Regions from separate parts of the Homo sapiens genome. Here all the other regions are linked to region 3. A link is a loop called in an ENCODE intact Hi-C map of the cell type or tissue named here. Cell type or tissue: heart left ventricle. All regions are shown on one strand.

What was found. Peaks named below come from ENCODE experiments on the same cell type or tissue, not always from the same donor. Only the 100,000 strongest peaks of a DNase experiment are listed, where the experiment ranks them.
Region 1: a loop joins it to region 3, with 4 times the contacts of the local background. A loop is called at or near these places in 20 of 110 quality-filtered maps.
Region 2: a loop joins it to region 3, with 5 times the contacts of the local background. A loop is called at or near these places in 14 of 110 quality-filtered maps.
Region 4: it touches region 3 in a loop (6-fold over the local background); 49 of 110 quality-filtered maps call a loop at or near these places.

The regions. Positions count from the first base shown.
Region 1 is chr11:61,522,513-61,530,512 of GRCh38, forward strand. SYT7 (synaptotagmin 7) reads right to left here. Exons shown (of 13, transcript NM_001365809.2): 9 at 5,403-5,673; 10 at 1,851-2,020; 11 at 1,315-1,429; 12 at 563-762. Among named protein-coding and RNA genes, the nearest start is that of LRRC10B, 18 kb to the left of the region's middle. RefSeq lists an enhancer at 7,451-7,950. In heart left ventricle, no CTCF peak of the experiment used is centred here; no DNase peak of the experiment used is centred here; H3K27ac peaks cover 304 bases.
Region 2 is chr11:61,441,518-61,449,517 of GRCh38, forward strand. It overlaps SDHAF2 (succinate dehydrogenase complex assembly factor 2), which reads left to right. Exons shown (of 4, transcript NM_017841.4): 4 at 4,424-5,216. The coding sequence ends at 4,554. It also overlaps the pseudogene RN7SL23P. Among named protein-coding and RNA genes, the nearest start is that of SDHAF2, 15 kb to the left of the region's middle. RefSeq lists an enhancer at 4,825-5,572. In heart left ventricle, a CTCF peak has its summit at 4,822 (motif pointing right); a DNase peak (open chromatin) is centred at 4,854; H3K27ac peaks cover 2,271 bases.
Region 3 is chr11:61,574,349-61,582,348 of GRCh38, forward strand. SYT7 (synaptotagmin 7) reads right to left here and starts at 6,728. Exons shown (of 13, transcript NM_001365809.2): 1 at 6,442-6,728. The coding sequence starts at 6,472. It overlaps LOC105369331 (a long non-coding RNA gene), which reads right to left. Exons shown (of 5, transcript XR_950166.3): 5 at 7,058-7,645. RefSeq lists silencers at 6,749-6,838, 6,859-7,008, 7,019-7,178. In heart left ventricle, CTCF peaks have their summits at 2,083, 3,581 (motif pointing left), 6,403, 7,148 and 1 weaker place; DNase peaks (open chromatin) are centred at 2,023, 3,555, 6,833, 7,183 and 1 weaker place; H3K4me3 peaks cover 1,585 bases; H3K27ac peaks cover 897 bases.
Region 4 is chr11:61,623,360-61,631,359 of GRCh38, forward strand. It overlaps the pseudogene RPLP0P2. Among named protein-coding and RNA genes, the nearest start is that of SYT7, 46 kb to the left of the region's middle. RefSeq lists enhancers at 2,805-3,367, 3,368-3,928, 5,284-6,265 and a silencer at 4,798-5,092. In heart left ventricle, a CTCF peak has its summit at 4,968 (motif pointing left); a DNase peak (open chromatin) is centred at 4,952; H3K4me3 peaks cover 217 bases; H3K27ac peaks cover 1,562 bases.

The DNA.
Region 1 (8,000 bases), 52 kb before region 3:
ACATACCTCAAGCAATTCTTACGCCACCCTGTAAAGTTCTACAGGGACAGTATTAGTTGCTCCATTTTACAGATGAGAACACTAAAGCTTGGAGAGGCCGAGCCACTTGCCCAAGGTGATATGGTTGTTTATCGGCAGATGGAGTGGGAACTGAAACGAGGTCTTTGGAGTCTGACTGCAGCTCCCAACACTGCCCCACGCAGCTCACCCTGTGCAGATGGGACCCCGGGCAATACTGCTCCAACGTCATCATCCTGTCCAGTAAACCTTTCTTTTGAGATCCAGGCCATTCCTCTCTTGCACTCCTTTTCTCCCTGCTCAGCTGGCAGTCTGTCCTGAGCTGACTTACCCATAGGAGGACACTCAGAGAGGAACCCTAGGGAGGGGGTCATCTCATCCCCTTATTTTTGGATGAAGAAACAGAGGCCTGAGAGGAGAGGAGACTGATCCCAATCTCTCCTGGTGTCCAGCCTGTGCCCGTCCACTACCCCCGCTGCTTCTTTTAAGGAACGGAGCCTCACTGGTGCCAGCAGGTGCACCACACCACCTGCCTCGCCCCTACCTTGCCGATGACGTCATTGCGGCTGAGCTTGTCCTTGTCCATGACAGTGATGATGATGGTCGTCTCCCTCAGCTTCTCCGTGGGGATATCGAAGGCGAAGGACTCATTGAAGATGGGGTTCAGGTTCCTCTTCATCGTCACCGTCTTCTTCTTCTCCACCCGCTTGTCCTTGTACATCAGCCATACCTTCACGTAGGGGTCTAGGGGAGGGAGTGGGGAAGGGTTAGAGGGACCGTGGGGGAGGGACTTCCTAGGATCCTTTTCCCCTTCCAGGAATGGAAGCTGAGGCAGGAGGGCCGTGTGCTTTCCCCAGAGGCAAGGAAAGACCCAGGCAAGAACAAGAGGGACCTGGGAGAATCAGCAGATGGACCTTAGCGATCACCTGGGGCCCTCCTATTACTACCAATGAGGAAACTGAGCCCCAGAGAGGCCAGGTCTTGCCCAAAATCTCAGACAAGTAGCATCAGAGCTGGGGATAGAACCCAGGTCTTCCCACAATGTTCCCTCTTTCTGATTCTTGGAAGAACATAATCCAGGATGATGCTGACATCTTGATTCTTGAACAGAGTCCGAGATGAGGGTGCTCCAAAGGGGGGCCCCAGGGTCTCTAGGGTAAGGAGTGAGGACTGGAGGTCGGGGTGTGGCGGGTTGGGGTGAGGACCACTGCAGACCCTGCTCTCCACATCCGGTGTAAACCTTGTGTCACCAGCACCTCCCCGGCCCGCCCATCCTCTGCTGGAGAAGCCCCGTACCTGATGTGCCCCCGATGTCCATGGCTTTGAGGTTCCGGGCTTTGATGATGTTCACGATGATGGAGTTGGCAGAGGGGTTGTAGCAGAGAGACAAGAGCAGCTCCCCTCGGCTCCCCTGGGAGGCACGACAGGAGGGGTGTGGGGAACTAGGCTAGCAGAGCTCTCTGATTGGCCTAGCTGCCCCCAGGTCCCCTCTACCCTGACCTTGGTGCTTACCCATGCCCCTGTCTGTCACCTCTGTCTCACTCTGTCTCCCCCCATCTGGCAGGTGTGTGTACTGCCCCTCCCAGGGTCACCATCGCCTCCCTGTTCCCTGAACATAGCCCTAGGTTCCTTCTTACAGATCGGGTGAGTCCCCCCAAGTGCCAAGCACCAATGTTCTGACTGCTAGCGAGGGCTGAGCTCCATCGGGTCCACCCATCTGCACCCTCTCCCACAGCCCTCCTGGCCTTCCTAAGGTTGACAAGGGTCTGGGACCAGATCTCCCAGCCCTGCCCTGCTGCCTGTCCAGCTAAGACCCACCCATGGGGCCTTACACTCCCATCGCTGCATGGCTTCAGATCCTTCCAGAAGGTCTGCATCTGGGTCAGGTCCACCTTGTTAAGGGGGATGGACACCTCCCCAATGGGGTCGTTGCGGCTGAAGCGGTCATAGTCCAGGACTTGGAGGTAGAGGATCCTCTGCACCACCTTCTCATAGGGAAAACCTGGGGGTATAGATGAGTGTGAGTGAAGAGGGGGACAGAGGGGCTGCACGGGGCCCGGGAGGCAAGGAAGGCCCTGGGAAGAGGAGGCAGGCCCTGTGCCCTCCCGCTGCCACCCCACCGGGCCAGCAGGCACACCGGATTGCAATTAGACCTTACTGAAGTGCTAGCAAGAACTGTCACCGTCTCATGGGATTCCCTCAACAATTCTCCAAGGTGAATGGCATCTCGTCCATCTTACAGATGAGGCTCAGACGGCTTAAAGTACTTGCCCAGACTCCCAGCTAGTAAAGAGTAGAACTGCGATCATCCATTCACCCATGCACCTTGTGTCCATCTCAGTGGCTGAGCAGCCTCTGCCAATCGTCCCGAGGCGGGTCTGGGCAAGTGGCTCTGTCTAGGTGGCCACAGCTGCCAGTACGCAGGCCCCAGGACTCAGGGCAGAGGGACATGGGGAAGCATCGGTGGGAGGGAAAAGGCAAAGGCACAGAAGCAGGAGGTGACAAGTGTCCTGTGACTCCACACCCCTCTCCTCCTGCCTGTGCTTCCATCCTTCCTACCGCAGCGTCCCCTTCTCTACTGCCACCTCCCTCATCCGAGCCGCTGGCACCTCTTGCCTAGGCAGCTGCAAGTGTCTCCAAACCGCCCTCCCCGCATCCACGCTTTCTCCTACCGTCCATTCTCAATGCGGCAGCCAGAGAGACCTTTTAAAAATAGAAATTCCATCATGATATGCTCCTGCTTAAAGCCTTTCAATGGCTCCCAGTGCACTTAGAATAAAAGCCGGGCACCCTACCTTGGCTTCAAGTCCTTCCACAATTTGGCCCGGCTGTCCTCTCCCTGCTTGGCTTGTGACCTCTCTTCACTCAATGACTGGGCTCCAGCCACATCGGCCTCCTTCCTGGCCCTTCAACACCCCGACTCCTCCCGCCTCAGGGCCGGGCGCACACTGGCCCCATCATGACCCCCCTCCTGGCTACTCTCATCCTTCAGGTCTCAGCATTCTTTCCTGGCACCCCAGAGAGTGTCGGATCCCATTATCCGCTCTAGCACCTTTTTTTCCGCAAAACATAACACACGCGGTAATAGATTTCTCTGTCTCTTTCCCTGATTTTTGTCTGGCTCTCCCGGAAGGCAAGGATTCCCACAAAGGCCTCTCTGTTACCAACCACTGGCTCTCGGTGCCTAACACCGCTTCTGGCACATAGTAGGCACTCAATACATATTTGTTAAGTGAATGCATAATTGAACAGATGAATCAATGCCAATGAAATGGCCTGATGGAGCAGCAGGACTGTGCTGAGGTGAGGTGTCCGCTAAGGTCAGAGGGAGAGGAGCAGAAGGGGCTTGGATGGGATGCAGAAGGGAAGAGGGGGCCAGGTGAAGGTCTGAAGCCAGGAGTCATTAGCTCTTTGGAGGCTTAGTCAGAGGTGGGACTGGCCCAGGAGGTGCCGGGGGGCACAGGCCAGCCTGGAGGCCTGAGGTGAGGAGATTCTGAAACCAGGTATGAGCAGGAAGGAGGACGCCTGGAACCTCAGCCTGGCTGGTGCAGAAGATGAAGGGAAGGAGGAGCTCTAGAAGATTCCAGCACCTTCCCCCAGAGACTCTGGAAGCACCGAGGAGCTCTGACAGGAGCAGGTGAGCTGGAAGAGGAGACTCTGAATTTGTTCAGGGTCCCTTTCCTCATATTGTGGGAAGCTGTGTCTTGCTTATTTCAGAGCCTCCCAGGGACCTTGCCCAGGGGACCCTTGGCATCAATTTAGGTAAAATGCATGAGGACAAGTGTTCTGGGAATATTGGAAGCTCCAAGAGGTCACTGCACCCCAGTCAGCTCTCATCAACACCAGAGGAGGCAGGCTCCTAGCTGGCAAACTCCTACTCATCCATCAGAACCCATTTTGAATGGCCCCTCTTCTGGGAAATGTTCTTCAGCACCACCAAAGGGAGCTCATACTGGCTTCCTGCAGCTCCTGTCATGCTGTGTGTGGCTGAGTTATCTACACATCTGGGTCTCCATTAGGCCAGAAATGCCCTGAGGGCCATAATGGTGCCTCATTCTTTTCTACATCCCCAGTACGTAGAAGAGTGCCCAGCTCATGGCTGTTGCTGGGTACATGCTCGTGGAAGAGACCGGAGGATTGGAGTTCTGCTCAAAAACTTCGCCCTGCCAGCTGCCTACATATACCTCCAGACAGCTGAACCTCTTGCTGGTTGAGCTATCTCTAAACGGGCCCTCATGGTGCCTGCAAAGGAGGGCGTCCAGAAACACATGGACACTCACTGCTCACCCTCAGTGCCATTTAGTGGGTGACCTGGCTGTCATCTTGCAGAAGAGGTGGGGTGCTAAGTGGCTGGGAAGGCAGGTGGGGAAAGGTCCCTGGGGTACACGGTGAAGATTCTGGAAGGCTAGGGCTTGGGGCAGCTGGGGTAGGGATTTACTCTCCCTGGTTGAACCGGGGGCCATTGGCAAAGGGTTACGGTTTGTCTAAGCGGGGTCCTGGCACCCAAAGGCCCTGGGATAGAAATCACTCCTTAATCACACGCCCAGCTTCCTGGTTACCTTGAATCCTCAGAGATAAGAGATAAAGACCGGCCTTCAGAGAGGGCTTGCAGGAGAGAGAAAGGACATTTGTCTCAGCGGCCTCCAGGCATGGTTCAGAGCTGTGGTTCCCGTCCCATGCGGGGGAGGGGGTCAGAGAACGGCAACAGATGGAGTGTGTTTAACAACCTGGTATTAAGCATTTGCTGGGTGTCAGGCACTGTTCTAAGTGCTTTTACAATTCACTCATTTATTGAACCCTCGCTGTTATTATCTCTATTTTGTAGATGAGGAAACCAAGTCATAGGGAGGCTCAGGAACTTGCCCAAGGTCACGCAGCGAGTAAGTGGCAAGAGCTGGGATTCAAACCCAGGCAGCCTGGGCCACAGCCTGTGCACTGAACCACTATGATCTGGTGGCTCCAGAGTGCTCCAGCTCTGAGTCCTACGGGTGCCTCCCTCCCTCCCTGCCCTCCTCAGGATGAGCTCTGTGGCTGGGCTGAAACACCAGGCGGTGGCCCAGCTTCCCTCCTCGGCCTCTGGCTGTGATGCTGGCTCCATTGGGCTCCTGTGACCTGATCCCAACTAGACACAAAACGCATCAGGTTAACCGGGCCAGGACGTTGCCTGTGTGGGCGTGTGCGAGAGCACATGTGTGGATCTGTGCCTGTGCACACATGCAGGTGTGCACATAAGTGTATCTGCTTGCATGTGTGTTTGTGCATTTGTGGGCCTGCAGGTGTGTGTACACATATGTGTCTGTGCATGTGGCCACAAGTGTGGTTGGGTAGGGGGATGGTAGACAGCAAGAGGTGACCATGGCGGGGGAAGGTGGCACTAGACTCACCTTCAAAGAGGAAGGTCTCGTTCCAGTGGGGGTTCAGGTTCTTCCGCTTCACCTTGGTCTCCAGCTTGTGCTTCTTGTCGGGCAGCAGGTAGATCTTGACGAAGGGGTCGCTGGTGCCGCTGAAGTCCTTGGCCGGCAGCTCCTGGGCCTTCATGATCTTCACGGTGAGCGTGGACTCCTGGAAGTTGTAGCCGACACTGAACTGGATCCGGCCCAGGTTCTCTCGGCTGCAACCCTCGTGGGCCTCATCCTCCTCGGAGCCTGGGGAGAGCTGGGGGTGGGGGAGAGGCCGGCAGGGTTTGGGGAGGATTCTGCTTCCCCCATGTCCCCACCGCTGGCTAGCACGGGTGAGAGGCCAGAGGCGGTGGCCCAGCCCACACTCACATCCCACGGACGCTGCTCAGGCTCAGAGGGCAGGTGCCTTGACCAGGGTCTCCCAGGAGGGGAGGGGAAGGGGGAGGGCAGAGCCGAGACAGCCCTGTCTCCTGAACCTCAGAGTGGTATGCACGACACTCACTTCCCAGGCTCTCCTCGCAGCCCTGGGTCTGCTGCCTGCCCCAAGCTCCAGCTCAGCTGCCTCGCCTTCCTGGCTGCAGCTTCCCTGGCGCGTGCTGGGGTTCCTGAGCCCCCCAGACCTCCCTGCCTTCTTGTGACACGGTAGGGCCAACTGTGGGAGGCACCGACACAAACCTGGGCTACACAGCAGATGAGGGAGGCTGTTCACATCACAAAAGAGTTTACCGCAACAATTCTTTGGAAAGTGACTCTCTAGGGTGCGGAGAATGGTGTGATTTACAAAATGAGAGAGGCAAGTTTTCAGGAGCAACGTCTGTTTGTGTAAGGCAGAATCACTAGGGACAAGAAAATTGCAGACTCCCCAGGCCCCGTCCCCAAGCAGTTTGACGATGGGGCTGGTGTGGGCCTGGGCATCAGTGCTGTGTAAAAGGCGCCTCAGATGACTGTACCGTCCATGGGGGCTGAGGACTGCTGGGAGGGAGGGCGCATGGCCTGACCCAGCAACAGACAGTCACACAGAGGCAGGGTGAGCATCTCATCCCGTTCTGACATTGAACCACAGGAAGCAGCTGGGAGGAGGGTCTCCCAGCCACGTGTCTGAACCTGTGAGCACACCAGTAGTACCTAGGAGGTTTTAGAACCCTACCCACCCCCCAGCCGCCTGAGCCCCAGACCACTGACCACAACAGACCCAGTTAGGGGGCTGTATGGCTCAGGTACCCTGGCTCGAAAATCTCCCGTGATGACTGGATGAGGGACAGAAGTAGGACCCTGGGTACCACAGTTAAGAAAAACTGCAGGCATCTCTTCTCTCCCCAACTTCCCCTGTAGAAACCTGCTTTGTGCCCTTTCCTTCATCCTGGAGAGGCAGCCCTAGGCTCTGAAAGACTAAATAATACAGATAATAATAATGCATCAAGTGGGCTCTTACCATGACCAGCGACTCTCGCATCGCCGTCTCCTTACTGAATCCTGACAATAGCCAGGCGAGGCAGGTGTCACCACCCTCTAGCTGAAGAGACTGGTTCAGAGAGGTGAAGTCACATGGCCAAGGCTGACGGCAGTAGGAACCCTCTCTGACTCAAAATCCTGCTCTTTCCACTAAAGCAGGCCCACACCCCAGGGCAACACTGAGGTTTCCCCTCAAGCCGGCAAAGACCCACAGACACCGTGCCAGGTGAAAAGCGTCGGAATCACCCTCATGATAGTTTTTTGTTTTTTTGAGCCAGGGTCTCGCTCTGTTGCCAAGGCTGGAGTGCAGTGGTGCAATCCTGGCTCACTGCCACCTCCACCTCCCAAGGTCAAGCGATTTTCATGCCTCAGCCTCCTGAGTAGCTGGGACCACAGGGGCGTGCCACTACGCCTGGCTGATTTTTGTACTTTTAGTAGAGGCAGGGTTTTGCCACGTTGGTCAGGCGAGTCTCTAATTCCTGGCCACAAGTGATATGCCCGCCTCAGCTTCCCAAAGTGCGGAGATTACAGGCATGAGCCACACACCCGGCCTCACACTCACAGCAGTAACTATCTTAGACTGGCTGGCCGCCCACCTCACCAGACCCTGCCCTGTGCCCTGTGCCTTGTCCTCACTGACCTCTTACAACATCCCAATGAGGCAAGCACTCCCGCTGGAACACGTGGAACACAGCTGGAACAGTTTCCCGGTGTTCCAACTGTGGCTGCGAGCACAGACAGGTTAGGTCACTTGCCTCAAGTCACCTGCGATTGAATGGCCAGTGGGAATGGAACCCAGTTTATCGGCCAGGAATCCTGAGTGCCCTTCCACCTGCGCCTTGCTCTTGCCCTCAGATCTACAGTCTGAGGCTTTACCCCGGTCCTGCCTAGTTGGGGGCACCGAGCTGCCTTACAGCAGAAGATGTTCCCTCCAGCCCCCACCCCTTGGCCGATCCAGACAAACCTGCAAGCGCCACCGCAGGCCCATTGAGAATGTGGCTTTCCTGCCCACAGCCTGCTTTTTCCCGACGCTCTTTTCCCTGCTCATGCCAGCCCCACACCCTTTGACCCTGTTTTTACATCTGCAGAGTGGGGACCATGAGACCTACTTTGCGGGGTCCTGGGAGAGCT
Region 2 (8,000 bases), 130 kb before region 3:
CTCAAAAAAAAAAAAAAAAAGATCAGACTCAACAAGTACATACTCAGTACATAATTGGACTCCAAGAATGTGATTCTGTTTACATGATAATCTGAAAAAGGCAAAACTTACAGGGACAAATCAGTGATTGCCAGGGTGTTGGATGTGAAGGGAGGGGTTGGTGTTCCACATCTTTACCCACACTTTGTATTATCAGGGTTTTGTTTTTGTTTTTAGCCATTCCAAGAAGTATATATTGGTACATCACTATAGTTTTAATTGGCATGTCCCTAATGACTAATAATATTGAGGATCTTTTCAAGGGCTTATCAGCCCTTTATGTATATTTGGTGACATGTCTCTTCAAATTCCGCCCCCCACCACTCCTCCCTTTTTTTTTTTTTTGAGACAGGATCTCACTCTGTCACCCAGGCTGGAGTGCAGTGGTGCAGTCATGGCTCAGTGCAGGCTCCACCTCCTGGGCTCAAGCGATCCTCCCACCTCAGCCTCCAGAATAGCTGGGACTACAGGCCGGCAGCACCATGCCCAGCTAATTTTTGTTGTTGTTGTATTTTTTGTGGAGATGAGGTTTTGCCATGTTGCCCAGACTGGTCTCAAACTCCTGAGCTCAAGCAATCCACCTGCCTCGGCCTCCCAAAGTGCTGGGATTACAGGTGTGAGCCACCATGCCTGGCCAGATTTTCCATTTTGGAAGATACTTTCACTGGATATAGAATTCGAGGGTCACAATGTTTTTTCTTCTGTTAAATAGAAACACTTCTACCGCCAGCTCTTAGTGTACAAGATCGGGTAGTCAGGAGTTCCGCTGGGTTTGGACTTTGGTTTTGCTCTGGTTACCTTCAGTGCATCACCAGCTTCATATTCCCTCCGGTGTTACCATGTGCTGTTTTCTCATTTCCATAGTTTGTGACGAGGTCTGCTGTATCTTTGTTCCTTTTTATGTGTCTTCTCTTTCTGAATCTTTTCAATATTTTGTCTTTGGTTTCTAGCCGTTTCAATATTATATACATAGGTATTTATTTGATATTTATATATGTAGGCATTTGATATTTATCGTGCTTTTGGGTTCTCTGGGCATCTTGGATCTGTGTTTTCATATCTTTTATTATTGTTGAAAAATTCTCAGCTGTTACCCCTTCAGCTATTTCTTCTGCTTTGTTTTCTCCCTCTTTTCCTTCTAGGATTCTAGTTATACTTAGTTAAATGGTTTAATATTGTCCAACAGCTGTTGTGGGGGTTTTGTTTTTTGTTTTTTTGAGACAGTCTTGCTGTGTCACCAAGGCTGGAGAGCAGTGGCGCAATCTTGGCTCACTACAACCTCTGCCTCCTGGGTCCAAGCGATTCTTGTGCCTCAGGCTCCTGAGCAACTGGGACCACAGGCACGTGCCGCCATGCCTGGCTAATTTTTTTGTATTTTTCACAGAGACGGGTTTCACCATGTTGGCCAGGCTGGGCTTGAACTCCTGGCCTCAAGTGATCCGTCTGCCTCAGTCCCTTAAAGTGTTGGGATTACAGGCGTGAGCCACTGTGCTCAGTCTGTCCAACAGCTTTTGGGTTCTCTGTTTTGTGTTTTTTATTCTTTTTTCTCTTTGTGCATCAGTTTGGGTTATTTGTATTAGATAATATCTATTGACCTGTCTTCCACTAATTCTTTCCTTGATGATGTCAAATCTCATGATGGGCCTGTTGAAACCATTCTGCATATCTGCTACTGTATTTGTTTTTAGCATTTCCATTTGACTTTTGGAGTTTCCAACTCTGCTAGAATTTCTCATCTGTTCATACATTTTGTCTGCTTTTTCCACTGGCGCCTTTAATATTAGTCATAGTCATTTTAAATTCCCTGTCTGATAGTTCTAACATCTGGGTCATCCCTCAGTCTGCTTCTGTTGATTTCTTTGTCCCTTGACAGTGTGTTGTTTTTTTCTTCTTTTGTGTATATGTCTCGTAATTTTCTCATAATTGTATTTATGCTTACAATTGGGGATGCTTCTTCTACTTTACTGTTAGTGTGGGGATCAAGTCAGTGAGTTGGGAGGTAAGCTCAGCTTGGGTTGTTTTTGCTTTGGTTACCTTCATTGCATTACTAGTGTCTAGCGTTAACGTGTGCTTAGAGTGGAAGCTGGCTCTGTCGCCCAGGCTGGAGTGCAGTGGCACCCTCTCGGCTCACTGCAACCTCCACCTCCCAGGTTCAAGCGATTCTCCTGCCTCAGCCTCCTGAGTAGCTGAGACTACAATCACGTGCCACCACACCTGGCTAATTTTTTTTTTTTTTGAGACGGAGTCTCACTCTGTCACCCAGACTGGAGGCAGTGGCGCGATATCGGCTCACTGCAAGCTCTGCCTCTTGGGTTCATGCCATTCTGCTGCCTCAGCATCCCGAGTAGCTGGGACTACAGGCGCCCGCCACCACGCCCGGCTAATTTTTTGTATTTTCAGTAGAGACGGGGTTTCACCGTTTTAGCCAGGATGGTCTTGATCTCCTGACCTCGTGATCCACCCGCCTCGGCCTCCCAAAGTGCTGGGATTACAGGCGTGAGCCACTGTGCCCAGCCTGTGTCTGTGGTTTTATACACTCATGCTAGCCCACACTTGGCTTTTAACAATTCATTGCAAATTTTAGTGGCACAGGCCTGCAGTCCCAGCTGCCCTGGAGGCTGAGGCAGCAGGATCGCTGGAGCCCAGGAATTCTTGGCTGCAGTGCTCTATACCAATCAGGTGTCTGCTGTAAAGTTGGCAACAGTATGTTGACCTCTCAGAAGCAGGGGACCACCCGATTCCCTAAGGAGGGGTGAACCAGCCCACGCTGGAAATGGGACAGGTCGAAATTCCTGTGCTGATCAGTGGTGGAATTGCACCTCTGACTAGCCACTGCAGTCTCCCCTGGGCAACATAAGGCTGGCCCTGTCTGTATTAATTTAAAACAAATTTTTTTGGCTGGGCGTGGTGGCTCACGCCTGTGATCCCAGCACTTTGGGAGGCAGAGGTGGGCGGATCACAAGGTCAGGAGACCAAGACCAGCCTGACTAACACAGTGAAACCCCATCTCTACTAAAAAAAAAAAAATTACAAAAAATCAGCCGAGCGTGGTGGCGGGCGCCTGTGGTGCCAGCTACTCGGGAGGCTGAGGCGGGAGAATGGCGTGAGCCCAGGAGGTGGAGCTTGCAGTGAGTCCAGATCGCACCACTGCACTCCAGCCTGGGCGACAGAGTGAGACTCGTCTCAAACAAAAAAAAAAATTTTTTTAGCTGAATTCCTTTTACCCATTTGTATGATGTCCAGTGTCTCTTCTTCCTGTGCCTGCCACAGGTGAGCAAGTGCATGGCTCTCGTTTCTCCTTTGAAGGGCCTCTTTTTCCTTAGGTTTCGTCTGTTGGGTTGCCTCGTGACCTCAGTTCTCTGATATCTTTGAGAAAAGTCATAATATTTGTAATTTATCTGGCTTTTTCTTGTTGTTACAGTGAGTGCAATATTCTTTCCAACTTTCTACTTTCTTGGGGGAAGCCAAAACCTCTTTGATCTTATGTTGATTGTCACATGAAAACAGAGCCCTCACTAGATGCCAGGCCCTGTGCTGAGTAAGGGAGAATCTGACTTGGTTTTGAGGAATTCTCTCTCCTGGCGTCGTACCTAGTGTTGGTGGAAGGGTAATTCTGGAGCACATTGCCTCGGCTTTGGCAGTGGGAGGCTTTGCTTGTAATTGGCATCTTAAATAAGTGTCCCAAGGGTGTAGAGAAAGGTCAGGGGGAGCAGCACACTGCCAGACCCACTGCCGTAGACTGAGGCTGGCCTTCTCATTCTTCTGACTCAGTGCCTATGTTGCCCGTTCACTGAAATCTGGTTCTTTAGGCTCATGACAGTTCTGTGTGCCTCCAATATCCTTCCAATAAATTCCTTTTTGCTTAAGTTTACTAGAGTTATTAGTTTCTGTCTCTTAAAACTGAGGACCTCTAACTGATAGACAAAGGAGAGAGCTTTTGTTTCAAGAGATATATACATTGCAAGGGAAAACACAATGTCTGGGGAACAATGGAATTGCCAAATGCAAAGCAAAATAGTACAGCCAAGATTGTGCGGGCCAGGGGTCAGCAAACTTGTTCATAAAGGACCAGATAGTAAGTATTTTACTTGTAGTCATATGGTCTCTGTTGCAAGTACCCAATTCTGCTGTCATAACACAAAAGGAGCATGGGTAATATGTAAACCATTGGGAGCAGCTGTTCCAATAAAACGACTTGCAAATATAGGCTCACACAGTTTGCCACCCCCTGGTATAGGCTAACATCGTGTATATTTAGAAGAAGGATGGAGACAGTCTATATATCCATCTGTGGTTCTTGGCCAGTGTTTCGAGTTTTAAGATTCTCATACCTGAGCATTGACTGACTATGGCATAATTTTTTCTGCCCACTCTTCTCTTGCAGAAGCTAAACCAGCCCCAGAAATATTTGAAAATGAAGTCATGGCCCTGCTGAGAGACTTTGCTAAAAACAAAAACAAAGAGCAGAGACTGCGTGCCCCAGATCTTGAGTACCTCTTTGAAAAGCCACGTTGAGCTGTGCTCCACGGCCTGGCATGGGGGTTCAGTCTGTGGATGGTAACTACTTATGATGGACGTTAGCCTTGCTTCCGGCTTCTTAGATGCCCAGCTGCCCTACCCCAGACCACTGGTCCTGCCTCAAGTGATGGACATAACCCTCTCCTAGGACATACATGTAAATGCACAATGTGACTCATTCTCATACTTTTTTGTTCAGCTCTGAGCCTCAAAAGTGATTTGTCAGCAGCGCTGGCATGCAGGCTTTGCCTGGCTGCTATCTCTAGAGGCAAGTCTGCCACGAGAGGGCACTGCAGGCGAAGCAGTTGTGCTTGCTCATTGCCTCAGCCCAAGTGTACTCAAAGAAAAGAGGCAGCCAGCTGTGCGTGCTGTATGGAAAGCCTCCCGCCCTCCCTGCAGCTCCCCGCCCTCAGTGGCCCAGGGCTTTGTTGAAGTGGAACTCCCCACTTCCAACCTGGTATGGCTCCTTCTGCGAAGGGAAGCTGATCCCAGCCTCCTGAGCTGAATCCTTCAAAGGCACAGCAGGCAGAATGAGGGCCACAGGCAGGAGTGGTGTGGGCACACTGCTTAGGAGTCAACATCTTCATCATTGGGCTTTCTTTAAAACGTGCACTTTGTAATTTGAAAGAGAATTATTAAAGCATACTGAAAAAAGGAAATTTACAATTTCCCAGCCCTCACAATTAATTTTAATTTTGTCTATTTTCATATAACCCATAGTCATGTTTATAGAGTTTTACAAGTTCACAATTACAGGTTTTATTTTCATGTAGCACTATAGAAAACTTTCCCCCTCATTCCTACAGTCTTCACAATTAGTTGACTAAATAATAATACATAAGAAATAATATATTAGAATGAATTAGTTAGAAGTGTTTTTAAAAGCTCTAGGGCTGTGTGACTTCTGTGTTGCTAGTGGTGCCCTCCCTGGAGGGGTTTTGCCCTCAGAGCTGTAATCTAGGCAGTAGAATCAGTCACCCAGACTGGACCAGGTGCATCTAAAGGTGTTGACTAGAAGAAGGTCGGCCAGATTTGATGAGCAGGTGGTTGGTGATTATAGGAGCCGCACACAGGGACTACACACGCACATGTTTCCAGCATTGTTGAGCTCCAGGGTTCCTACAGAGCCACCTCATGGTTCCTGCCTGCTCTTCAGTATCCCTGGTGGCTCAGGAGGGAAGGGAAGAGATCTAGCCTTTACGTAATCACAGTTAAGCCTCACAGCACTCTAGACTAGTGGTGTTACCTGTATTTTATACATAAGAAAGTGGGCTCAGAGAGAGGAAGTAATTTGTCCAAGGTCAGGTAGCTATTGAGTCGAAAAAGCAGAATTTAGTATAGCTCAGTCTGCCTCCAAAGCTCTTGAACTTTCTACTAGAACACACTGCCTTACTGCTGGAAATTTAATAGAAGTCTCTGTTTGGGAAAGCTGTGGCAAATAGATGTGACAGTTCTGAGACATGACCTCTGTGTTACATGGTGGGTAGGAATCTGCCAGGTGCTTCGCCAAGTGAGTAGATCTGAACTTGATCACCCAGTGAAGCTTCTGTGAGGAAGCAGCGCAGTGCACTGGTTACACATTTAAATCCTGGCTCTGCTGCTTACCTGCTGGATACATGAATTGACCTGAGCCTCAGTTGCCTCATCTATAAAATGGGGATGACAATGCTTCCTGTCTCAGCTAGTTGATGAGATGAAACACACAAAGCTCTTACATGGTAACTTGCACAGTATGTACTCTAGATATGAATGTCAGCATTTAGTCATAGCCTCAGTCTGAGACTTAAAACCTGTCCCTAACACAAATTGCCTGGCATATCAATGAGGTCACCATAGCTACATCCAGGGTTTCTCATCTGCAGGTCAGAAAGCTGAGCCTATTAATAGAACCACAGAATGTCTTACCTCCCAGTGAAGACGAGAGAGAAAACAGACCCTGGTGACAAGACCTTTGATGGAAAAATCTAGCACTCTCCCCTAAGCAAGGAATGGAAGTGAGACTCGCAGAAGCAGGGCAGGCGAGGAAGGAGACGTCTCCCTGGGAGCTTGCTGAAGACTCTGGCTATTCTCTCGGGCTGCATTTATGTACCCTGGGGAGAATGTTAAGCAGGCCGGGAGTTTATATATAGACATAGATCTGGACTGTACGAAGTGCACATGAATTGGGCGGTGACTTACCCATTTATCCTTTGCACGTTATGCAACAAACCCCAGTAGCCAAGGATGTAGTTGGAACTTTTCTCCCCCTCGGGTTTGATCCCTTCTTATCCTGATTTTGTCTTATTTAACACAATGTTCAATTGCTGCCGCTTTCACCTGGGAATGGCATGCTTCTAGAGGAATTGTTTTCCTCCCAGGCTGCTGGATTGTGTCATCTTTGAAAGTGAAGGATCTTGCTAAGTTCACCTGCTCAGTTGTCAGGCCCAGGGATGCTATGTAAACAGTTTTTCCCTTTATTAGGCATTAAGTAAAACTAGGCCGGCCACAGTGCATTTTTTTAGGAATTAATAAACATATAGCAAGGGCCAGCAGCCCCCGAAGGATCGCTAATGCACAGAAGCTAGACTCATTCCTTTTACTTTGACACATCCCTGCTTACTGACCTCATTCAGAGCCTGTGTGGGGCATATGAGCGTCTGGCCCTGTCCTGACCGACTCAAGTGGTCTTGTGAGTCCTGCACAGGCTCTCCACGTGACACCTTAAATTGGGTCAGGAAAGGCTGTTCTCTTTCCATCGTTTCCTTTTAATCATCCTAAGTCTTAAAAATCCATAAGCCAAACACCTTGTGCTGGAGCTTTCTGTGCCTTAGACAGAGTGTGTCTTTTGGGGGTCATTGTAGAAGCACTCTTACTGGCTTTGAGTGTTATCTGGAGGTCATCTGGTATGTCTTCTGCTCCAGCCAGGGTGGCACCAATACAGACCTGGTTCATATTTTTAAACATCACTGGGAAAAGATTCCGATGGGATAGTTGGGGTCTCTCATTTATCCTTCAGTCCATCTGCAGCTATTTGTGGCTAGACAAAGAGAGGAAGGTTTAATGATAAGCTAAACAGCTGTAGATGGCAAGCAGGTCTGTGAGATTTTTGAGCTGACAGCCCCACTTAATAGTATGTTCTGTAGTATCTGAGGACAGTGGACTCACCATCCCGCAGCTATCAAGTTGATGACACTGATCAGTACCCAGTGAAACTAACTCCTGACACCTCAGTTTCCCAGTGAACCCTCTGGGAATGAGGAGTGGTGTTCGAATTTTCCTGTCAGGGAAGATGGCATTGGTGGGATAGGTGGCTTCAGGCCAGCAGTACTTTTTGTGGCTTAAGAAACAAGTGTTGTTAGCAGTTTGTTAGAGGGGTGGTAGAAAGTTTAAGCTATCCAGGACAACATCAGTCTTTAAAGGAGATGGGTAGATTTATCATCACCTATAGCTGCAAAAGAAGAGTT
Region 3 (8,000 bases):
TCTGCCAGGATTCAAATCAATAGCTGTTTGACACTAGAGCCCTAGCTCAAGCAAGCTGTCCCTGGAGGCACATATGTAAAGTGCTCAGCACATACTGAGTGCTCCACAAGGCTTGCTATTATCATACTATTGTTATTATCAGGGGAGGACACAGGATGTGTTTGGTGACCTGAGACGGGATTCCTTAAGCTGGTCCCTCTGCAAAGCACAAAACCCCCATTCCTGGAGAAAGTGTTTCCAAGGGTCCCTTGGCTGCCATCCCTGACCCCCATCCTTGGATGGGGGTCAGGGATGGTAAGGAGGTGTGCAGGGAGTCCCAGTATCTGGACGCGGGGCACTTCCTCTGAGGGGTGCTGGAGCAAGCAAATGCTTGAGGGGGCCCTCCCGGGCCCAGGCCTGGCAGAGCGGGAGAGAGCCTGCTATGTGCCAGCCATGCTGGCCGCCGCTCTCTGGCCTCGCTGACACCACCCCATGGTAATGAGACGGATCCAATTTGTACCCAGGGCCCCGCCGGGAGCAGCTGCCGCGGCAGGGTTTGAAGTAATTTAATTGGACACATTAGCTGCATGCTCTCTCCTCCACTCCCCTCGTGCAGAGCCTCATGCAGGCGCCCCTTCTGCCTCCCACCCCTCATGCCACCCTGCCCTGGCTGGTGGCAGGGTGCATGCTCCACCAACCAGCTAGGACTAACAGGTAGGCACCGTTCCTCTCTCATTCCTGGGGCTCCTGGGGGCTCTAGAACCAGAGGGCTCTCTAGGTCCCAGGTTCTCCCCAATCTCTGATGCAAGCAGCAACTATGGCAGCCCACTGGGGCTAGAGTTCAGACCTCTCCCTCCCGTCTCCTACAATGGGCAGAACAGTCACCCCCCTTTCTCCTTCAGTCAGCCATGGAAGCCACCAGCCTTCTGCACTCCAGGAAGGACACCGAAGGAGCAGGGCCAGCAGCATATGCCTGTTTTACCAGCATCTTTGGTTTTGTCACTATTAGGGTTTGTCACTATCAGGGTCACTACAGAGATGATAGGCAGCCCTCCTCTTAGGGCCTGGGGAAGCAGTGCATACACACATGCACAGACCAGACCTAGTCACAAACACACAGGCGAGATCAGTTTGACCCAGACACATACACACATACTAACAGCCCCACACCGTCATGGAAATGCTTGTATCTTACACATGAAAGCTCCCATGATCACCCCCGTCCACACCCATGTATGCCACACAGCCAGGTAAGGCCCTGCTCCGAGCAGACGAGGCCTTCATGGCCATGCCAGCAGGTGGGAGGGTGTGGCAGGGGGTAGGCAGGGTCCCTGGCACACAGGCCCTGCCTGGCCAGGTACAGGGCCGGGGGAGGGGCCCTCCCCTAAAGCTTTCCGTCATAGCTCCCCACGCACCTCAACGCGCCTCGCTACAAATACACTCATTAGCTGCTGTTTACAGCGGTCCTGGCACTTCGATAAGCACAGATATTATGGCCATCCAGCTGCCACCCGCACACACACTAGGTACACATACAGACAGTGCCTCTCCCCCTGCCTCCGCCCTCCCCTTCCACCCGTGGGCTCAATCACATGAAGATACCAATTCCCCAAACATGCAGCTTTGCAGGGGTTCCAGCTCACAATACCTCAGCTCCCGGTCCATTCTATCCCAAGGGGTCCTTCCAGGTGGAGGCTGCAGAGACTCCCCAGAGCAGGCCGGATGCACCTGCCCGCCTTCCAACCAACTGGACCTGGAATTCCAGGCCAAAGCTCTGGGCACAGTCCAGCCCTTTCCACAAGTCCCATGCTGTCTGCCAACTCTGTTCCAGCCCTTGGGGAATTCTGCTGGGTGAGACCAAAGCCCTGCCCTGCAGACACTAGTTGGACAGGGCCCAGCAGGGCTGCCCCTGCTGCCTGGAAGGTCAGGGACCTCCATGCCCACGGAACTGGCAGAATTCACCTGGCATCACCAGCTGGGGTTCCCTGGCAAGGCAGGCAGGCACCCGGGCTGGGCCTGGCACAGGCTGGTGCCGGCACCTGGCCAGACCAGTGACTGCCCCGACGAGAGAAAGTTGACCTCTCGGCCACATATGCCACCTGCCGGGCACTGTCTGTGGAGCAGAGGACCAGCTCTATACAGGGCTGCCCATGCCCACCTGTGATGCCACAGTGCTCTGAGGAGCCATCAAGCCAACTCATTCTCCAGCTGGGGGTCATCAGCTCCGGACTGGGCCTCCCGCCCCCACGTGACCCCTCCCAGCTCTTCTCCCTGCTGTTCTTCTGTTCTTGGCCTCACTCCCCTGGGGGAACCAGTTATTGAAAACGAAAACGGTCCATCAGATTCAATAAGGATTCAAAGTCCGTGAGAGAATAGGGGGTGGGTGGGGAGTAGGATGGGGGGACTCAGGAGGGGCAGGAGGGGGAGGGAACCATATACGGCTCCTCTGCCTGTTCCACACAACATCCTGCAATGGCCGGGCTAGAGGGTGTAACAAGGAGACAGCCCCCACTGGCACTCCATGTTGCCCTCAATGCCCCTTAAGCCTGAGCTTGGGGTCAGCCAGGAGCAGAACCCAGCTGCCCAGGGCCTGTCTTTGCTCACCCAGCACCCACCTATTGACCTGCCTTCCAGCTGTCCCCTTACCTGTCACCTACTGGCCTGTACGTTCCCACCTCAATCCGGCCTGCTCTAACCCCCTCCCCAGTATGAGGAGGGGCTTTGGGGCTATCTCCCTCCCCACTATGCCCCAGCCCTCAAGCGGGCAGCTTGTTGATCAAGCTTCCCTGCAAGGCCACAGAACAGTGTGAACCAGGGCCCTGGAGGGGGCCTGTCTCCATGGTAACACAACAGCTTGGGGGCACTGGCTACCCTGGCCCATGCCCCATTGAAATCATCCTCACCCCCTCTGGGTTTTAGACTTGCCCAGCCTCAGGTCCTCCACTGTGTCCTGGCCTGTGGGGAGATCATTCGATCTTCAGTCCGGACTCTAACTCAAGCCCAGGATGCAGGCCAGGGAGGCCCGGGCATGTGCCGATGGGGCAGGCTTTGGGGAGGTAGGTGGGAGGAGAGAGGTTGTTGGTGAAATGGGTGGACACAGTCAGGCCTCCTTGGACCTTCCCACACTCCAGCCCTGGCCTCTAACCCAGGTGTTCCTCAGGGCATACCCTTGATCTGCCCTTTCAGCCACACCCCTAACTTCTGCACCTCCCTCACCCGCCATCAGCCTCTTCCCCTAACTTGTGCCCAGTGACTGGAGGGTTGGCCTGGACAATCTAGTGGATCCTTCACCTTGAGAGAAGAGGCCCGCTGTGCCAAGGCCCCCTGCCCTGCATGCTCCCAAGTCACGACCTGCCTAGTGGAGTGTCTGTAGGGAACAGAGCCCACTAACAGGTGGGACAAAAGAAGGCTTCAAGCACTACTACTCCCAGGGACAAGCTCACAGAGGGCTGGGGGCAGGGCAGGCAGCCTTCAGGACCTAACCTCTGTCCCAGTGGTTCCCTCTCTGGCCTTGCTTACCAGCTCACTGCAAGGTCACCTCTCCCTCCCTCTCTCTTTTCCTGCCGCTGTCCTGCCTGCCCACTGCAACGCTGACCCCTGCAGGCCTGCTGGGGCCTGCCTGGCCTGGGGACAAGCAGTCCGAGAGAAACAGGGACTTCAGGATGAACCAGAGGGTGAAGGCTGAGGGCAGGAAGAGGCCGTGAAGTCTGGGAGGGGGCAGAAGGGAGGCTGCAGGTCTGGTCTAGGGAGGCTGGACAGAGTGTGGAGCTGGAGCCTGGGTGTGCATGGGAGGGGGCTGGTCTGGGTTCTTCACTGGACTCCGATTATTTCCCACAGTCCTTTTCTTCATTCACAATAGATCAGGGAACCAAGGGCCTGGGGGCCTGAGGCCCAAGTAGGGAGAGAACCACACCTGTCAGGTAAGGTCCTCACAGTAGCTGAGCCCTTAGGGACCTGCATAGTAAGTGGGATGAGGGAGGGAGTACCACAGGGATCTTCTGGAACCAGCATGAGGCAAAGGGGAGCAGGAGAGGACAGATTTTTTTTTTTTTAAGGATTGGGCCGCAGGTGTTCCTGAGAGTGGGATGAGAGGATCAGGATATAAAAGGCACTGGCCCCTGGGAGACCAGAGGGGAGGGGAGGGGTGGCCTGAGTTACACATAAATCAATTTGCATATCTCAGTACCAACCAGTACCAGCCAAGGGGAGATGGGGAGGCAGAAATGGGGGACACAGAGCCCTGGCTTGGGGAGCTGAGTCTAGGGAGCCTTGGGGGAGCTGGGGGGAAGGGAAATCTGACCTGGAACTATAGAGCCTACAAAGGTGGGCAGGGATGCCAGAGGGCAGAGGCCAGAATGAGATCTTTGACTCCTCAAGGACCCCAGATGACTAGGCTCAAAGGCAGACTGTGCCCTCTCCAGCCTATGTCTGACCCCACCCAGCCCAATGCCCACACCGGAGAGGAGTCAGCCTCAGGCCAGCCCCTTTCCCAGTCACAGCTGCCCTACCACAGGCACTGGTGGGTCCCGCAGCTGCAACTGGGGTGGGCAAGACAGGTCCCAACTGCAGCCAGAGAGGCCCATTCAAGGAGGGGGTGAGGGAAGAGTTGAGGGCTGCCAGCACACCAGGGATGGTACTGGACTCCAGACCCTTTGCCTAGAAGATGCCAAGCACGTCAAGCTGGCCTCCGTGGTGAGGGCAGAGGTGCTTGGAGGAGTGGTGATGTCATGGTGCCCAGGCATGGGAGGAAAGAGGAGGGAGGGAGAGGGGAGAGGGCACAGCCCCAGGCCAGTGGCCTAACAGGCCAGAGGGGAGGCTGCCAGCCTGGTGGGCGAGGGGATGGATAGTGTCCTTATTTCTTCCCTACCTTCCATCCTCATACCCCAGAGCTGGCTTCTGAACTAAGCTACTGGCTTCTAAGAAGGTGAGCAGAGCAAGAGAATACTCCTGCCACGGGCCATGGGCTGGAAGCCGGCGGCCTCTTCGACGAAGATGCCAGGGTAGGTGACCTAGGTCCAGACAGATGAGGGGAGGGCTCTCCACAGGCAATGCCCCTTCAGCCCTCACCTAGAGGACATTCAGAGAAGGGCGCAAGGTTCCAGAGAAGGAGACTGAATCTCTCACCCTCATATCCAAGTGCTGAGTGAGGGCAGTGCCTGGCGCCCAGTGGGTCGTCCTCAATATCGACTGGACTGAAAAGAATCGATGGGGGGTGGGAGCCGATTCCTCAGGAGGCAGGGACAGGCTGAGGCTGCCCCTAGAGGGGAAAGAGCAAATGTGGGGCTAGGGCAACAGTGGGCAAAGCCAGCACCCACTGGACTGCCTTCAGGAGCCTCAGGGCTGCAGGCTCCTTCTGTGCAGGGTCTTAGAGCCCTTCCTTCCCTACAGCACCGCCGCCCCCAGGAGGCTGGCAGGAGGGAGCCTGGAGGCTCTTCGTTTGGGAGCACATCCTGGGCTGGGGAGTCGTGCTTTTAGCATCAGAGAGAAGCCCAGAAACAGACCCTGATGCCAGAACTGGCAGACTGGGGGTGCTGGGACTGGGTGGAGCACCCCAGGTGGGAGCGGGGATGGAGCCTGGGCAGGAGCTGCAGGGGACCTGCCTACAGGTGGGCACTGGGTGAGGAGGCATCAGGAGCCAAGGAGGAAATGGCAGAGCAATTTCCGAGGAAGACGGGAAGATTCTTCGGCTTTGGCTTAGAGGATACCAAGCAGACAGTGGGCTCCCAGGCCACTCCCCTGGCGGGCGAAGCAGAAGGCAAAGGAGTTCGGCCCTCCCCCACCCCAGGACGGGAGAGAGTTTGGGGTTGTTTGCTTCCCCCTCCCCAAACCTAGGAGAACATTCTCTTGGCACCCCCATTCTCATGAGCCCCTGCTCTCTTTCCCTTCAGGCACCCCCGTCTCACCCATCAACGCCCCTGCAGTTCCCCACCCCCCAGAACCTCCCTGCCCAGCTGCCGCACCAGATTCCCACTTGCCCCCTGGCACCCTCTCAATTCACAGTTGGCACTGCGATGCCACTCCGCTCCCCTGTGCCCGCAACCTTGGCCAAGAGCTGCCGGGATCCTCGCCCTGGGGTCCGCCAGCGCTGGCACCCCCGGGGCACCGGTGCTGGGGAGCCTCGGGTGCCTCTGAGGGCACTGCCCGGCTCCCACAGGGGCAGCGGCTCCTCGCTCCGCCACACACGTTGTCCTTGGGCTGTTGAGGGGTGGGGGAGAGGTCCTTGTGGGGACACTGCGAAGCCGGTCCCAGACATCCAGCCTGGCAGTGTCCAGACTGCGGGGGACCGGGGTCCGAGCCGCTGCCGCTCGATCCCGCGCCCCCGGGGCTGGGATGACCCCTGGGGGAGCCCGTGCGGCTCCGGGCGGACAACAGCCCCAGGCTGGGGCTCCGAGACGGCGTCCGGCGCTGCCGCTGTCCTGCCCGCCGGTGCGGGGCGCCCCAGCCCGCCGGGGCCGCGCTTACCTGGGCTGGCCGCCTCCGGGTCCCGGTACATGGTCCCCTCGTCGCCGGTTCCCTCCGGGCTCCTCAGAGCCGCCCGCGGCCGCGCGCTGCTCCGCCGCCGCCGCTGGGCATGGGGCCGGGCGACCCCCGGGGGCGGGTCCGAGGGCGGGGGCCGAGCGGGCTGCACCTAGCCGCGGAGCCGGGGAGCGGGGGCCGCCCGCCAGCCCTCCCGCCCGCCCGCGGAGCACGCTGCCGCCGCCGCCGAACAGCGCCGAGCCGCCTCCCTCCGGCCTGCGCGCCGCGTGTGCGCGCCGGAGCGTGTGTGTGTGTACGAGGCCGTGTGTATGTGTGTGTGTGAGCGCGTGTGTGAGCGCGCCCGGGGCACCGCCGGCGCCGCCCGCCAGCCGCCGAACGCCGCGGCCACAGCCACCGCCTGCGCCCGCTGCCGGCCGCGCGCCGCACTGCACCCGCGCCCGCCGCCGCCCGAAGCCGCCCCGAGGGCACGGCCGCCGCCCCGCGCCCCGCCCGCCTCGCAGTCCCCGCGGGGAGGGCCGCCGAGCCCCACGGCCGGGCTCGTCCGGCCAGGGGATCCGGCTCCGCTGCGCGACCCACCCCCAGCCCGTGCTCCCCCGATGGCCGCGGCCTGGCACCGGGCAGGGCCGCAGAGCCGGCCACCTCCTCCGAGGTGCCCTTTGGCTCCGATCCAAAAGGCGTGGAGATCCACTCCGGGTTTTCCGCTTGCTGGCGGCTCGAGGGCGTCAGCTCCGGACTCAACACCGCGGCGGTCCGGGGCAGACGGACTGGTGTGTGCAAAAACCAGGAGTGGAATTTTTGGCAGCGCTGAGCCTGGGTCCGCCAGTCCGGTCTTTCTGCAAGCTCGCACACAGGTGGAGCCGAAAGGGCTAAGATCCCTGCCCTCGGTAGGAGGTTTGGCCTAGTGACCCTCCTCACCTAACCCAGCCCCACGAAAGAAGAAAATAGACTTTTCAGCCTCTGGCTATCCCTCTATAGCAGCAGCTCCTCCTCTGATCCTCCCCTCTATTCCTTGACCCTAGCACTTCGGAGGGTAGGAAGGAAATCCCTCCTTCTCCTTCCAACCCTGGACCTCTCTTGGTCCCCTCTGCCTCTCTGCCGGCTCAGCACAGTCTAAATCAGGTGAACACTCATTTCTCTACAGAATTTGGATGATTTGATTCTGGGGCAGGGAGGAGAAGAGACCTGTCTCCTAAGGATAAGAAAAACCCAGAAATGAACCATTAGTGGTATGGTAGGCACAGAGACCTCCCTGCACACACCTACACACGTAATCACCTACATACACACACACACACACACACACAGACATGATGCCCCCCACACACACACCCACACAGACATGCTGCCCACACAAAGAGACACATACACTGACGCTCCCCACAATACAGGTGCTGCCCCTACCCTTCACTGATGGGTCAGGTAAGAGGGCAAAATCCCTGGGTCTGTGGCAGCATCCTGCCCTCCCCTGTGCTGAGAATGCAGTTTGCAGGTGAGCCAGGCTTCCTAGAGTCAAGGATTATTATTTCCACCCTGAGAAATCCACT
Region 4 (8,000 bases), 49 kb after region 3:
CTCTTGAACCCAGGAGGCAGAGGTTGCAGTGAGCTGAGATCCAGCCTGACGTGAGGTCAGGAGTTTGAGACCAGCCTGGCTAACATGGTGAAGCTCCGTCTCTACTAAAAATACAAAAATTAGCCAGGCATGGTGGCGCACGCCTGCAGTCCCAGCTACTTGGGAGGCTGAGGTAGGAGAATCGCTTGAACCCAGGAGGTGAAGTTTGCAGTGAGCTGATATTGTGCCATTTCACTCCAGACTGGGTGACAGAGATTCTGTTTCAAGAAAAAAAAAAAAAGAAGAAGAAAAGAAAATAGAACTATTACTCTTACCTTCCCCTGCTTTTCTGTGTAGCAGCTGGCCATAAGGAAATTCTCTGACTCCACTTGGTCTGATAGTAGGCCGTAAGACCCTCGCTCCAGCGGGGTCCTGCTCCATACCCAGAAATAAGGAATATGGCAGACAGGCCAAGAAGAATGTACACACACAGGCCTCGCTGGGTTCCTTCCCTTGGCCTATTACCTTTAGGTCATACTCTTTTGTTCCAATCACTTTTTTTTTTTTTTTGAGACGGAGTCTCGCTCTGTCACCCAGGCTGGAGTGCAGTGGCGCAATCTCGGCTCACTGCAAGCTCCGCCTCCCGGGTTCACGCCATTCTCCTGCCTCAGCCTCTCCGAGTAGCTGGGACTACAGGTGCTCACCACCGCACCTAGCTAATTTTTTGTATTTTTAGTAGAGGTGGGGTTGCACCGTGGTCTCGATCCCCTGACCTCGTGATCCGTCTGCCTCGGCCTCCCAAAGTGCTGGGATTACAAGTGTGAGCCACCGCGCCCGGCCTCCAATCACTTTTTTCTTTAGATGGAGTTTCACTCTGTTGCCCAGGCTGGAGTGCAGTGGTGAGATCTCGGCTCACTACAACCTCCAACTCCTGGGTTCAAGTGATTTTTGTGCCTCAGCCTCTCAAATAGCTAGGATTACAGGTGCCCACCACCAAGTACAGATAATTTTTATATTTTTAGTAGAGATGGGGTTTGACCATGTTGGCCAGGCTGGTCTCGAACTCCTGATCTCAAGTAATCCACCCACCTTGGCCTCCCAAAGTGCTGGGATTACAGGTGTGAGCCACTGTGCCCAGCTGGTCCAATCACATTCCTATATGACTGTCCATTCTTCATCGAACCTTTGCATAAAAAGGTACTGTACAGTCTGGGTATTCATTTCTTTTCCTTTTTCTTTTTTTTGGTTTGTTTGTTTTGAGACACAGTCTTGCTCTGTTGCCCAGGCTGAATGAAGTGCAGTGGCATGATCTCAGCTCACTGCAACCTCCACCTCCTGAGTTCAAGCAATTCTAATGTCTCAAGCCTCTCGAGTAGCTGGAACTACAGGTGTGCACCACCATGCCCAGGTAATTTTTTGTATTTTTAGTAGAGACAGAGTTTCACCATGTTGGCCAGGCTGATCTTGAACTCCTGACCTCAAGTGATCCACCCACCTCGGCCTCGTAAAGTGTTGGGGTTATAGGCATGAGCCACCACGCCTGGCCTGGGTCTTCATTTCCAAAGGCCCCCATGTCATGTAAAACTTTGATTAAATACATTTGTTATGCTCTTCTCTTGTTAACTTCTCTCTGTCTTTTGGTATAGGAGTGTCAGCCGTGACCCTTATGATGGATGAGAAGAGGTATCATGCCTTTTCCACCCCTACACCTGGAAGGAAGGTTCTGCAGCAAGTTCATGAGAGACGATATGTGGAATGTAATCAGAGCATACCTCTTAATACTTAAAAGGTAAGGCCAGGCGCAGTGGCTCACGCCTGTAATCCGAGCACTTTGGGAGGCCGAGGTGGGCGGATCACGAGGTCAGGAAATTGACACCAGCCTGGCTAACATGGTGAAACCCTGTCTCTACTAAAAATACAAAAAATTAGCCGGGCGTGGTGGTGGGTGCCTGTAGTCCCAGCTGCTCAGGAGGCTGAGGCAGGAGAATCAGTTGAACCCAGGAGGCAGAGGTTGGAGAGAGCTGAGATCGTGCCACTGTACTCCAGCCTGGGCGACAGAGCAAGACTCCATCTCAAAAAAAAAAAAAAAAAAAAAAAGACGTATAAAATTCTGAGGTTCTTCTTTCGAGGCTAATTCCTTTCCTGTATGTGCTTAGGTTATGTTCATCTGAAGGAAAACTTAAGAAACTGTGTGGTAAACTATAATATAGAAGTTTATTTTTCTCTCGAGTAAACAATATTTGGAGGTTCTGGTCCAGGGCTGGTGTGGCAGCTCCACAAACATCAGAAACCCAGATCACTTCCTTCTTGTGGCTTGGTCATCCTTAACATGGGGCTTCTACCTCATGATCCAAGATAGCTGCTCCTGCTCGAGCAATCACATGCATATTCCTTTCCAGCAGAAAGGGAGAAGAGGTAACAGGGTGCAACCTGCTGCCTCTGAGTGGCACTTCTTCTTACAACTTATACACATGGCCATACCTGGCTGTAAGGGAGGCTGGGAAATGTAGCTTGTATTTCAGGGGGTTGTTTGCCCAGCAAAAATCAGGGGTTCCGTGGCAAAGAAGACAGAACAGATGTTGGGGAATAGTTATAGTCTCTGGCACACCATGGTATTCCTCCATTCCACGGGGAAAGATGGCCATGTACTTTCTGGTACTCTGCTCCAGGTGACCTTGTTCTTGTATGTTACATGTTCTTGTGTGTTACTCTTTTTTTTTTTGAGATGGGATCTTGCTCTGTTGCCCAGGCTGGAGTTCAGTGGCACAATCTCAGCTCACTGCAACCTCCGCCTCCCAGGTTCAAGCGATTCTTTTGCCTCAGCCTCCCGAGTAGCTGGGATTAGAGGTGTGCACCACCACGCCCAGCTAATTTTTGTATTTTTAGTAAAGACAGGGTTTCACCATGTTAGCCAGGCTGGTCTCGAACCCCTGACCTCAAGTGACCACCTGCCTCAACCTCCCCAAGTGCTGGGATTATAAGGCGTGAGCCATTGCACCCGGCCTTGTGTGTTACTCTTTTTTTTTTTTATTATACTTTAAGTTTTAGGGTACATGTGCACATTGTGCAGGTTAGTTACATATGTATACATGTGCCATGCTGGTGCGCTGCACCCACTAACTCGTCATCTAGCATTAGGTATATCTCCCGATGCTATCCCTCCCCCCTCCCCCCATTGTGTGTTACTCTTAACTCCTCACCACAAAACCAGAACGGCCCTGAGACCAAGACTCAGGTCTCCAGAACAAAGCCCTTAGCCTGACATTCAGGGCCCTTGGCCACTGGGTCTCAGGAACTGCCGCAGTCCCTTGCAGCCTGTGTCCAGCCTCTCAGAGCCACCTGCCTGCTCCATTCCTTGCTTCCCCAGACTGTTCCTTCTGCCTGAATGGCCCTCCTGGACCTCCAATGCCAGGGGCACTCCTATCCAACCTCGAAGAGATTGCTCTGTCAGTGCAGCCTTGCAGGGCCTCGCTGGGGGAGAATCAGAATTCCTTTCTCCTGCCCTCCCTTGGGCTTCCGGAGCCTTCCGTCATCCTCTATTTATAGTTCAAGTCAGGTGCCCCTGGACATGTTGCTGGGAGGGAAGGGCCTCAGCTGGGAGAGCCGGTTCTGTGACCTGCTGGGGAAGGGCTGGGATTTTCCAGGATGCCTCCTCTAGCCCTATAGTCCCCTTGGCTACCTCTGTCTACGGGGAAATGGAGCCCCCTACCTGGACAGCCTTAATCCGGTGCACCTGGTGGCTGCTTGTCTCCTTGGCTTTGCTGTGAGCCCTGGGGCCTGGGGATGGGCTTCTCTCCAGCCCTGGGCCTGCTCCTGCCTCTGCTGTGGTGAGGTGACCTGAGTAACGGGTTGGGTTAGGTGGTCTCTATGTTGGTAGGGGTCTCAGTAGGGTCAGGCTTGCTCTAGGAGAGAGTCACAGTTGCTAGAGTTGAGTATAGAGGGCAGGAACCAGCTGTAACTTTGCAAAGCTCTGTCCTGGGATGCTCGGCTTCCCTCCTGTTGTCCTCCACCTTCCAGAAAGCCCAGCAGGGAGAGATGAGCACTGTGTCCCCAAACTCAATGTCACTGTCACCTCCCCTCACCCAGCCCAGCCACTCCCCGTCAGCTCCAGACCAACTCGGAATACTCGGGAAGGTTGATCCTTCGACTTCCTCAAGCCATTGCTCAACATCCCCCAATCACAGCCTCCCCAACTCCCATCTCCAAAGGCCTCCTTCCTCCCCAGATCCCCGGCTGTCACCATCCTCATTCTTCTAACAAGCTGACAAACTTGAATTCTGAGCGAGCATGACCTGGGGTCTTGGGCCTGAGCCGCAGCCCTCTGCCTCCACCCCATCCCCCACTTACATGCCCACTTTCAGATACAGACACGGACCCTGATGCCAAGGACATCCACTGGCTGAATGCCTCCTCCTGCCCTTTCACGAGCTCCCATGCCTGGCCCTGACTACCTGCACGCAGCCCTGGACCCTCAAGTGACTGTAGGAACCCCCTCTACGAGACTCAGCCCTTTTGCCACCAGTGGGACTTGCAGGCCCAGCTGACCAGCACCTTCTTGCCTGCTGTGGGCCATGTGACCGACGGAATCCCACCACATCTGCCGTGAGCCTCGCCTGAATCAGGACCAAGTTTAGGTTTTCAGAATCAGACGGACGTGACTATGTGACCTGGGGCAAGTGACTAACCCTCTCTGAGCCTCTGACATTTATAGCTGACTCCAATCTGATACATGGGCTCCCCAGGGGCCTGAGGAGGGAAGGTTTGAAACCTCACTCTTCCCTCCCTTGCCCTTGGAAGGTGAGAGCAGGAGGCTCCTTCATGGAGGTGGCTAGGATGGGGAGGGAGGACCAGGAAGCTTCCTGACCTTGCCCCAGGAGCTGGCAGCCCCCAGTCCCACCTTGTCCAGAGATCACTCAGGGGAAACCACTCTGGCTGAGGGATTCAGGTGCTGGTGCCAACTAGGAGAAGCAGTCTAGGGCGCCTCCCAGTGGACACCAAGGGAACGTCTATTCTGGCTGGCCCTTGGTCCAGCCCTGTGATTTTAGCCCTTGGCATGCAGTCAGGCTCCAGTACTGACCCCAGCACCAGCAGTGGCAAATTGCACCTCATTTGAGGAATCTCAGTTTCCTCTTCCACAAAACGGAAATAATGATAACATCACCACACAAGACCACAGTGAGGCTTCCTTCGGACGACCCAGGCGACCCGCCTTCCACACTAATGTTTTCCAGGTCTAGAGAGGCCAGGGCTTGCCTGGGGACCACAGTGAGATGTGGTGAGGAGCCAGGGGTTCAGGCTCTCAGGCTCCTGGTCCACTGCTCTTTCCACTGCTGGGAGGTGCCTCAATGTAACCTTGGACTCTCCAGGCCTATTAACTCCTCCGTGTAGCTCTGGAAGTTTTCAGATGTTTTAGTGCTATTAACATGCCTGTCCCAGGAACAAGCTTACAAATGCATCCAATTAACCTTCTGCCAACAATTCTGGGACGTGATTTCTTTTCCAGCCTTTGCAGGGAGATCTCTCTTCCCATCTCCTTCCTGGAAGACAGAAGCCTTGTGCGAGCCCCTTGTGTGATGTCACCCCAGCTAGGGCCACCGGACGTTGGTCCTCAGCAGGGAGACTTTGGGTCCTCCACCAGGACCCAGGGCTGACCTGCATGGCCAGGCCCCATGGCCTGGGTAGAACCTTGTTTCTGCTCCAGGTAAGGAATTGCAGGGGTGAGGGTGTGTGGAGGAAAGGGGCCTCCACAGTGGGGAAGGGGGCTACAGAGGGAATCCCAGCCCCAGCCCCAGCCCCAGAGGACCCATTTATTTGCTCTCTAACTGTGGTGAAGGGGCCCTTTCTGAAATGCAAGCAGCTCCCGAGTTCCTCTACGGCAGTGTCGGGCTGGTGCTGGGCATTGAGCGGGGCAGGAGAGGAATTCAGCCACGCCAGGTGCTGTGGCTGTGCCGCGGGCTATTTTCACGTAGGCCGTGTGTTCCTCCGGAGGTGGCTGGCCGTGGGGCTCCTGGAATTGTGGGCTGGAGCCCTCCTGCTCCCTCTGGCTGGGTCTCTATTGCTGTAGCCCCTAGAATCACCTCTTACAGCCTTGAAAGGCCCAGGGGGACTTGACTCTGAGGCTAGGAACCCTCGGGTGGGAGGGACGTGTTCATAAACACATGCACACTGTGCCATACTAGCTTTTAGACAGACAAAGACAGAGACTGGGTGACCACATGACCTTCAGGACTCACACAACAACACACACACACACACACAAGGGTGAGGGCAAAGGAGAAGCGCCCAGGCAGGCCCTGGGGGAGGGGGGCGGAGAGCCAAGGGTATGAACTGTGAACAATTAGTGGGAGCCATAGGGCCCCTGGGGGAGCAGAGAAGGAACATGTCCCCCTTCCCGACCGGATGGCCTTGCCCAAGGCCCCCACCAAGCAGTGGGGGGTGGGGCAGGGGGTGGGGAGTGAGGACAAGGGCCTGAAGCTGGTAACCTGCCCCTGGGCGAGATGGCTCTGGGAGGCGATGGAGACGCTCACCCCCTCCCTGCTTCCCAGCTGAACTGGACTTTCACAGTCTCTCTGCTCTTTCCTCACCGCCTCTTCCCACCCTCACCTTTCCCTCTTCTCCCAGCTCACCTAGCCCCTGCCCGCACTGAGGGGGACATAGCCCCCAACACCTCCTTGGCTTTGCAGATGCTATCCCCCTTGCCTGGAATCCCCCTGCTGCCACCGCCTTTTGCCTTCACCCCACTCTCCTGACAAACACCAGCTCACTTGCAAGGCCCAGCTCAACGCCTCTTTCTCTGAGAAGGCTTCCCACCACCTCTCTCCTCCTGGCAGAATTCATCTGTGTTCCCCAGTGCTCCCGGGGCCCTTGCACAGACCTCTGCGGCTCCAAAGGCTTCCTGCTGTAATACTCTGTGCACACAGCTGAATCCCTGACTCCACTCTGCTGAGAAGGTTGTGCTTTTTTCTATTTTGTACCGAGGGCAACGGGAGGCCATGGAACAGTTTCAAAGGAGCTATGCAACAGGATTAAATTTGTGCTTTGAAAGATCACCGGGGCAGCCGCGTGGCAGACGAAGGCAGGGAGAGGACAGAGGCAGGGAGAGGACGGAGGCAGGGAGAGGGTACAGGAGGCTTCTGTCATTGTCCAGAATGGAGTCTCAGCCGTGGAGACGGAGGTGGAGGTGGGAGAGGTGGAAGGATTCCAGAGATATTTGGAGGAAAGCTTCCCCCTGGCCAGTGGTCCCCAAGCCTGGCTGTGCACCCAAATTCCCCGGGCAGATTTTAAAAAAATAGGTTTCTGGGGTCTACTCAAGATGCCCTTAAACGGGATCTCAGGGGCTAGAGCCAGAATCTGTTTTTTTGTTTTGTTTTGTTTTGTTTTGTTTTGTTTAGATGGAGTCTCACTCTGTCCCCCAGCCTGGAGTGCAGTGACGTGATCTCGGCTCACTGCAACCTCCACCTCCTGGGTTCAAGTGATTCTCCTGCCTCAGCCTCCCGAGTAGCTGGGATTACAGTTATCTGCCACTACGCCCAGCTAACTTTTTGTATTTTTTGTAGAGATGGGATTTTGCCGTGTTGGCCAGGTTTTTCTTGAACTCCTGACCTGGTGATTCACTTGCCTCAGACTCCCAAAGTGCTGGGATCACAGGTGTGAGCCACCGTGCCTGGCCCAGGATCTTTTTTTTTTTTTTTGATTATCATTACGAGGCCGGGCATGGTGGCTCATGCCTGTAATCCAGCACTTTGGGAGACTGAGGCGGGTGGATCACCTGAGGCCCGGAGTTCAAGACCAGCCTGGCTAAAATGGTGAAACCCTGTCTCTACTAAAAATACAAAAATTAGCCGGGTGTGGTGGCACGCGCCTGTAATCCCAGCTACTCGGGAGGCTGAGGCTTGAACCTGGGAGACGGAGGCTGCAGTGAGTTGAGAGCCACTGGGTCACTGGACTCCAGCCTGGGTGACAGAGCAAGACTCTGTCTATCATTATGGTAAAGAAAAAACATATAACATAAAATTTATCAT